Regions from separate parts of the Homo sapiens genome. Here regions 1 and 3 are each linked to region 2. Evidence: chromatin contacts called from ENCODE Hi-C or POLR2A ChIA-PET data. All regions are on one chromosome and are shown on one strand. The core of a region is the stretch at or near the end of the contact, and the rest is flanking DNA. Distances in the headings are between cores, read along the strand shown.

Evidence for each region. A loop is a pair of places that touch in the nucleus more often than their neighbours do. ChIA-PET counts read pairs that join two places held with the same protein, here RNA polymerase II (POLR2A). Pooled maps may share reads with other maps.
Region 1: a loop to region 2 is called in a map with no recorded cell type, with 10 times the contacts of the local background. The contact joins two enhancer-like sites. A Hi-C loop is called at or near these places in 11 of 37 single-sample maps with no recorded cell type and 4 of 50 pooled maps. POLR2A ChIA-PET finds 5 or more read pairs at or near these places in 1 of 52 experiments (H1).
Region 3: a map with no recorded cell type shows a loop between it and region 2 (5-fold over the local background). The contact joins two enhancer-like sites. A Hi-C loop is called at or near these places in 2 of 37 single-sample maps with no recorded cell type and 4 of 50 pooled maps.

Annotation. Positions count from the first base shown.
Region 1 is chr6:163,707,314-163,710,013 of GRCh38, forward strand. No RefSeq gene overlaps it. Among named protein-coding and RNA genes, the nearest start is that of QKI, 290 kb to the left of the region's middle. RefSeq lists an enhancer at 1,021-1,140. Within about 2 kb of position 1,418, at least 7 of the 41 ENCODE cell types and tissues checked have a DNase peak (open chromatin) inside an H3K27ac peak, as active enhancers do.
Region 2 is chr6:163,459,151-163,461,850 of GRCh38, forward strand. All of the region lies in intron 2 of QKI (QKI, KH domain containing RNA binding), which reads left to right. Among named protein-coding and RNA genes, the nearest start is that of QKI, 46 kb to the left of the region's middle. RefSeq lists an enhancer at 1,232-1,461. Within about 2 kb of position 1,366, at least 7 of the 41 ENCODE cell types and tissues checked have a DNase peak (open chromatin) inside an H3K27ac peak, as active enhancers do.
Region 3 is chr6:163,666,492-163,669,191 of GRCh38, forward strand. The region is part of intron 1 of LOC102724152 (a long non-coding RNA gene); the gene reads right to left. Among named protein-coding and RNA genes, the nearest start is that of QKI, 250 kb to the left of the region's middle. Within about 2 kb of position 1,325, at least 6 of the 41 ENCODE cell types and tissues checked have a DNase peak (open chromatin) inside an H3K27ac peak, as active enhancers do.

The DNA.
Region 1 (2,700 bases), core at 168-2,667, 250 kb after region 2:
CAAATTGGTTTAGCCACATCCTGTACTTTATTTGCTCCTCTCTCCCATAACTCTAGAATTAGGGTACATTAGAAGCTATCCGTAAACTCCAGTGAGGACATGTGATAAATTTAAGCTGGAGCATTTAAAACGAGCTGGGAGAGTAGAGAGAGAAGTAAAAGCAGCCATTTGTGATGTGGGTGGCAGTTTTTAGAAAGTGTCTGTGGAGGGCTAGTGGCTTGGCATGAGGAAAGAGAGGCGTTCCTCAGTGTTGTCCACAGAACAGACACTCCTGTGACAGATGTGATCTTCAGGCAAAGTGGTGCTCGTGCACAGGCTTACGTTAGCACACCTGCTGGTGCAGAATGGTAGGAGAAATATTTCCCCAAAGGACAGAATGCGGATGGCTGGACAGAAACCACTGGGGGAAGGTTCCTGGGAGGAATTCCAGAATGTTTTCTCTGGCAAATAGGACAGAGGAGGCAGAAAAGCAAACCGGATCTCACTCCAAGTCTTTATGGACACAGATGGAAAGGAGAGCAGGAAGAAATCACAGGTCACACGGTGGGAGACACGGTGTAGCTGAGGGTAACCTAGTCGTGTTTAGGTGTGACAAATGACTTGCACTGTTTGCCAGACAACAGTGCCCCCCCATCCCCCACGGGGGTGTAATTCCACTAGTGACACTGATTCAGTTTCCAAAAGAAGCAAAACTCTTCTGCTATAAGATTCTTGATTTGTAAGAGTTTCCCCAGCTCAGTGCTTCCCCTTAGCTTTTTCCTTTTTCATCTCTAAGAGGTTATCACTTCTCAAAAACAAGAGTGCTTTGCCACTTCTCTAGTAGCAAGGTATGAAAACATGCTCTAAAATACTTACTTCCTCCAGCTGCACTGCTGCAGGCGGCCGCCTGAGGGATGGAGATGTTCTGGGCTCAGGGTGGACGGGCCTCTAGACAGAGCTATGGACCCTTCTCCAAAGCTGTGCACGAGGGACGTAGATTGGCATAAGATGCTACACAGAAAACCTGTCGTCTAGATTATTCACGTGGTGGAAAACCTCCATTGGGGCATATTACCATAGAAGGGAAAAGGGTCTGTTCTCTCCACCACAAGCAATGGAGAATGTCCCATATCAAAGATAAGTTTGCAGCCAAGGTGGCCTTCATTGGTAACAGGTTCCATAATTGGCAATGATAGGTATTTTCCTTGCCTCGAAACACAGTCAAGAGGGGAGAGTGTGAGAAGCCAGGGACTTAGGACAGGAGGTGAGGTGATGAGTCATTTTGGTTTCTCAGAGCTGACCTCTGTTGTATTTTTATTTGGGGGTTCAGTCTCTGGCTTGAGGGCTCTTCAGAAAGGAGAGCTTACTTTTGTCACGGAAGGAGGGATGGAGACCTCACCCTTTTGCATGGCCAGCTGGAGCCCCAGGTGTCGCGTGTCCAGCTCGTGGGTGGCATGATGTCATGTTTGTTGACCACGTTGGACCTCATTCTGTCCCGAGAACTTAACTGGGCTAGGAGTTGTGAAACCAGATTTCTTGTTATTTGCTTAGACTTGCTTTTTTTTTTTTTTCCCCATATCCACAAAATGAGAATCCTGGGCTTTTAGTATAATAAGGATTGAAAAATGATTATAAAATACAAGGCAAAAAGATCCATGCTATTTAAATGTTTACTATTATTTTGAGATTCATTTTATGTGCCATACTGCTTTACAAATAGTCTGTAATATTTTAATACAGCACTTTATCTTCGTAATCAAATCTTGAGAAGGCCCCCTATAGCTAATCTTTCTCAAAATCGGCTTAATTTATTAGTGGATAACTATACTTAGGCCTCTTTCTAGAACCTTATGAAGTTTGACATGCACTATTTTTAGACATTACGGGTTCTCTTACTGAGACGCTCCAAAGGGAACAGTGGGGGCAGATGTCCTCCAGGAACCTTGGCAATAAATCCCCCTGGGTGCATGACCTGGGGTCACCAAAACTGCCTGCTACCCAGCAGCAGCAGAAGGGAGACCCAGGTTGGCAGCTGGAGTGACTGACAGTGATTTCCTTTCTGTTCAGTGATGAGCCCACCATGAAGAAAGGGCACGAATCTGCTTCCTCTCTCCCTGTCCTGGGAACGGTGCCTGCCCGTGATGGTATCCTCAGGCCCCCCTCTCTGCGCCAGCAAGATGTCCCAGGGGACGTCTGTGCATTCAGCCAGGTGACCACTAGAATAAAATGTTCTCTAGGACCACCTAAGAGGTAACCCTATATTGGAGATACTGAGGAGAGAGGCCGGGGTGGCTGATAGGGTGGGGAGGCACCATCTGTCTGAGTGCACCCTCCCCTGAGACCCTCAGGGTGTCCTGGGGAGACCAGCAGGTTGGAAGTCCTACGCTTTGAAATTTTTAATTAAACAGGAACCTTTGAAGGAAGCTTTTGATTGTTAGTAACATCCTGACTTGCTCCCCCCATGTGACAGGCTCCCCTTTGTGTGTGGCCCCTCCTGAGTCCACATCCTTCATAAGGAGCGGCTTTACCTCCCTTCCTGTAGGAGAGGAAGCCAGGGCTGTGGCCCAGGGAGGGAGGGGAGGCAGCCACTTCTCTCTTCAGTGCAGTTCATTCCAGTTTGGCTCTGACTGTGGCCAAGCAGGGAAGGGGTGCAGGATGGAAGGCAGCAGCGTGTACTTAGGCAGCTCAGTCAATGGAGCCCCCACGTCTCATCCCCTGCCA
Region 2 (2,700 bases), core at 116-2,615:
GCCCAGGCTAAAGCGGGCAGTGGCTGCTTAGGGCATGCTCTTATGGCAGGCCACTGGAATGCAAGATCCAAGCCAAACTGCATAAGCAGGTATAAGGCGTCTGCTCTTGTTGCTTTCCATTAGCCCAGTGATTCTCACCTGGTGGCAGTTTTACCTATGGGGACATTTGGCAATACTAGAGATACTTTTGGTGTCTAAACTTGGGAGAGGGGGTACTATTGGCATCTAGTGGGTGGAGTCCAGGGATACTGTTAAACATCCTGTAATGCACAGGGCAGTCAGCCTCCGTGCACCTCCAGCCCCCCAACAAAGAATTACCTGGACCCAAATGTCAGTAGTGCTGAGGTTGAGAAACCCTGCGTTAGTGATACCAAGTCACTTCATTTACAGAGAGAAGGGGACTGAAATAAATATTTGCCGAAAAATAATTGAGATGATCACATTGGCTTTGAGCATATGCTTGCTTTTTAGAATCTGTTTCTTTGTCTATGAAGTTATAAGGTTCACTTCATAGGATTGTTGGGAGGAGTAAAGGTAACAAATGTGTGACATCTGATAGAGCAGGCACTCTGTGGTTTTTGTGATTACACATAAGAAAAATAATCCTGTTCTTGAAGGAGTTCAGTCTTGTGTGAAGGATAAACGATTAAATTATTGAAGACTTTAAGTTTCTCATGCATTCATGAAACTACAGACATGAAAGAACATTGAAGTTATATTTAGACCATCAAATTGTTTATTTGGCTGGTCAGGTTTTCTTGTTTGAATCCATGGAGATGTGTTATAAATGATTATGAATAGAGTTAACTGATTTATTTAAGTAAAAAGTGTTATATTTTGAATGAGTCAGTAATAATTTTGTCATTAAATTTGCCTAGTTATCAATTTCAAGTTGTTAGAAATTGTTCTATAGGATCTGCCAGAGTAGTAGACTTGATAAATATTGGCAAGGTCTAGCTGTTGATGATACTAGTCGTCCTGTTAAATACATGAACAGATTAGATTGGTAAACTGCTTCCTTTGGACATGATGATTAAATTGTAGTGAGACTTCTTGGAGTTTTATGTGAATATAATTCTGATTTTCTGATGTTTTTAAAATGGGATTTAATTTTGACTAATAGCTTTGAAAGGCATCTCTTGGGTCTAGGCCATCATGAATACCCATATTGTCAAAGGTTTTGTAAGACAGACAAATGTCTTTTCAAGGATTGTGTTTTCAGCCTGTAGGATCCCAGCCTGGTTGCTATAGTTAGTAGTTTAGATTCATAATGTTATTCACAGTACACTCCACTGTCTCTCTTATAATAATACATGTTGATGATGGAACACGAGTTGTAAGTTCTCTTTCTGTTTCATTTTCCTGGGTTTGCAAATCAGCTTAGGCTCGTCATAGCTTCTGAGTTAGTTAGCATAGGGTTGTTGTTTGTCAGCAGTCTTGAGAAGTTGGTGTCAAATTGGGTGTTGAGCTGGCGTTTGTTTTAGAGGGATTATGGGGAGAGGGGCCAATTCAGTAAGTTATCTTTCCTTAAAGTCTTTGTTCCTTTGACCATTGCGGCCTTCTTATTGTTGAAGGATCACGAACTTCAGGAGTCTTGATGTACACTACTTTCACTTTCATTCTTCTGAATAACAAATGATATTAAATCAAAATTTAATGATATTCAAAGTCTCCTTTTTCAATACCCAGGTTAACACTTGATTTTTGCCTGAATATGATCATATTTTGTGAGTGAAAATAATAATGCTTTAAAATTACGATCTACACATCTGTCTTTGATAGTTTGTACAGAAATCTATTTAAAGGTAGTTTTTCTCAAAAGGTTAGTACATATTTGTATTCAGTGGAGTTGTGAAGTGATTCAGATTACATATTAAAGTTTTAATTTAGCAGTGTGATTTGATAATATAGGGCATATCTTTATGTTTTAGGTAGGGAAAACTTAATGTATAAGTTCAACTAGATCGGTTTAGTAAAAGCCAATTTATGACTCTTTGTTTTGTTTTGAAGTTTCCTCTTTATTTCACTCTGTAAGGGTATATTTAGGGCCTGTTGTGTACCAAATATTTCATAGGCTTTTTATGGTTTGGGATATACCACATTTCTTAGAATGTTAGTAAATAATTACAGAAAGGGTTACAGGACAGTCTGAAAACAATACATTTTGTTTAGCTGATATTTTTCCAACGTTTAACATTTCTTTAAATAATAAGGCCTCTCTGAGTTTTAAAAATGCAGGCACTTTCTTTTATAAATAATATATTTTAGTATTTGATAGGAACTAGTGCTTAGAAGAACAAAATGAAAGATGGGGTTGTTAGGGAAGAATTATTCAGATTAGACAGAAACGTTTGTCTATGGTTTATCTAAAAAGAGTTTCATGTTAGGATCTACTCTGTTAAAATTACTGCTTCAAAGGACTTATGGATAATTTGATATCTACTCATAGGTGTTCAATCTCCATATCTCTTAAGATTCTTGCTGAAATAGCCAAAGTATGTAATATGGAAATCGAGGAGAAATCTGCTTCTCAGTGCTATCCATATTCCAGGAACATTGAGCTGTTTCTGATAAAGATTAAAGGAAAGCTCAAGGTGATGATCTACTTTCAGCCCAATTTGAGAGAGCAGTGTCTCCGGGAGTAAAATGGCTAATAACAGAATCTTCCTCATCCTAACCCCTCAGAATTGTCACACATGA
Region 3 (2,700 bases), core at 75-2,574, 210 kb after region 2:
AGCTCACGTTCTCTGCCAAGTACTGTGGTATGTATTTTATATCAACTCATTTTAGTTTTCACAGCAAACTTAGGAAGGAGCCATGAGTTGTATGAAGTTCCTGTGGTTGAGGAAGTTTAAATATCATGTTTAAAGACACACAACTCATAAATGATGAAGTTATTACTAGAACTGGGCTAATCTATTCTTATAAGTTTTAGCAAAATGACAGCTATAAATTTCCATTTCCCAGAGTATTTTCATATGTGTTGTCTCATTGATTTTTCACAGTCCTGAACATAGATCAAGGCTCAGTAGAGTGTGGTTGCGATTTTACAGAGGGAAACCCAAGGCTCAGAGAGGTCATGATTTACCCAAACACAGCTCACTTCCAATAGGGCTGCTGAGGCCGTGGCCACGCTCTGCACCAAACAAAGCCAGTGTGCAAATTGGGCCATTGGACCCAGCTCCAGTGCTCATTCACAATCCCACACTGAAAAAAGCAAGAGAACAGAACGAACGCACATGCAAAACCACCTATATGGCATCAAGGAGGTCTTTTTCCTCAAGTATGAGCTAGGCTTTTCCAGCCTGGCTGGAAAGCCTAGCAGAGAATGGGATTCTCTGCTAAGGTCAACAAGATGCGGCGCAGCCACTACCTACGAAGCTGCTTAGCACGCCCCACTGTGTGCCTGCCCAGGGGAGGACACGCAGCCCTAGGGGTCTGCTTATGATTTCTGCCCCTGCTTGTCTCTGCTGCTTGCAGCCAGCGCTGGCTGGACATGGAGAGCCAGCACCGAGTTCCATTGCTTCCATTTGGCACCAAGTGCCTGATGGAGCTGTCCACTCTCAACAAGAAAGGGGCCTGAGGTGTTGGGGCAGAATGAGGGTCCTCGCTTGAGCTCACCTTGACTCTTCTCACAGGCCAGGCCATGAAGGGAAGGGAAACGGAGCAAAGCCAAGAGACAGGGAAAAGTGTGGGGGATAACCTGGGGGCTGGAGGGCTGGTTGGGGGGTGCAAGGGGCGGTCGCGGTGAAATCTGGCCTTACGGGCACGGTGCTAGTGGGGAGAACGTTAAAGGAAGTCACTTTAATCTTCAGAATGAGCTCAGAGGTCCACAGGGTGGATATGGAACCCCTATTCATTCATTTAATATATGATTAGATGTCAGTGTTGTTGGAGTTACATTTTAGGAAATGACTATTCATAATGGAAGTCCTGGCACGGTTTCTTTCTAATCAGCAAAACGGGGTGGTGGGCTCAGCTGTGGCACCCTCGCAAGAGGCTCTTAATTTACGAGTGATGTTAAATTATGCTGGCTGCCAGATAGTCAGATACGGGAAGTGATACAATAAGTCATTGGGGATGTGCTAGTTCTTCTTTTTTCATTTGACAACCACAGGAAGTGGCCATTAGCCAAGCCATCTGAGAGAAAGCATCTGATTGCTCTGCTACGTGCACAGTATCTTGAGTAACTGCAAAAGCCTGAGAGGAAGGACTGCAGGGGGTGGGGATGAGAAGCAGGGTGAGGGGGAGGATAGAGATCTGGGGGTCAGGGCCCTCAGAAGCTAGCATCAGGACAGCTCATGTGGCTTGTTTTTCGCAGGCTCCCCAGGGACTATTCCAGGTTGGGCTAAGCCTAGTCAGGTTTGTCAAAGCCCTACAAAAATAGTTCATGTTATTTCTGTGGCAAATCATGCACAAAGAACTTATGAATAACTAATTTCTTACTTGGCTCTTTTCTAGAAAGGGTAATTCAATACAATGCGCTTTCCAGTCTGTCACAACTGCACGAGGGCAGAGGCAGATTGCAGGTGGGGCAGGACTTCGTAGCCAGGACAAACTTGACTGCAGAGGGTAGCCTGTTCCTCAACCTTCTGAAGCCCTGACTGAGACTTGAAACTGTAGAGAAATTAGCAGGATTCTGGGGAGAACAGAGTCTGGAGAGAACAGAATGGAGTGTGCATGTTTGAAGATGTATAGTTTCTAACAGCAATTTCAGTGCTTGTAGGCAATTTATAAATATTCGAGAAAGATGCTACCATACTTGGCTGAAAGGCTGACGGAGATGGTATTAGGTAACGGAAGTTACAGACAGTGGATGTATGAAGCTGATATTATAGGAGTCCCCTTTCCATCTGGGCAGTATGAACAGGTTGCAACTTACCCTCCTAGTTAGATCCTAGCCGTCTTAGCTTCCTTTTCTGGCATGGCCAGCCATTGCTTTCTGACCTCTTTGAAATAAATACTTTTATGCCCATAAAAAGAGTGTTTTTTTTTTGAATTAAGAAAAAAAGACTTTGATTGGATGGTTTCTAAGCTTTCTTGCACATCGGAGTCACTGGGTGATCTTGATAACATTCCAGTGCCTTTCTTTTCTTTTTTTTTTTTTTTTTTTTTTTTTGAGACAGAGTCTCGCTCTGTCGCCCAGGCTGGAGTGCAGTGGTGTGATCTTGGCTCACTGCAAGCCCCGCCTCCCGGGTTCACGCCATTCTCCTGCCTCAGCCTCTCCGAGTAGCTGGGACTACAGGCACCCACCACCATGCCTGGCTAATTTTTAGTATTTTTAGTAGAGATGGGGTTTCACTGTGGTCTCGATCTCCTGACCTCGTGATCCGCCCGCCTCGGCCTCCCAAAGTGCTGAGGTTACAAGCATGAGCCACCGTGCCCCGCTTTTCAGGGCTTTTCAAAGATCATTTTCTCCAACTCAATGTCCCTGC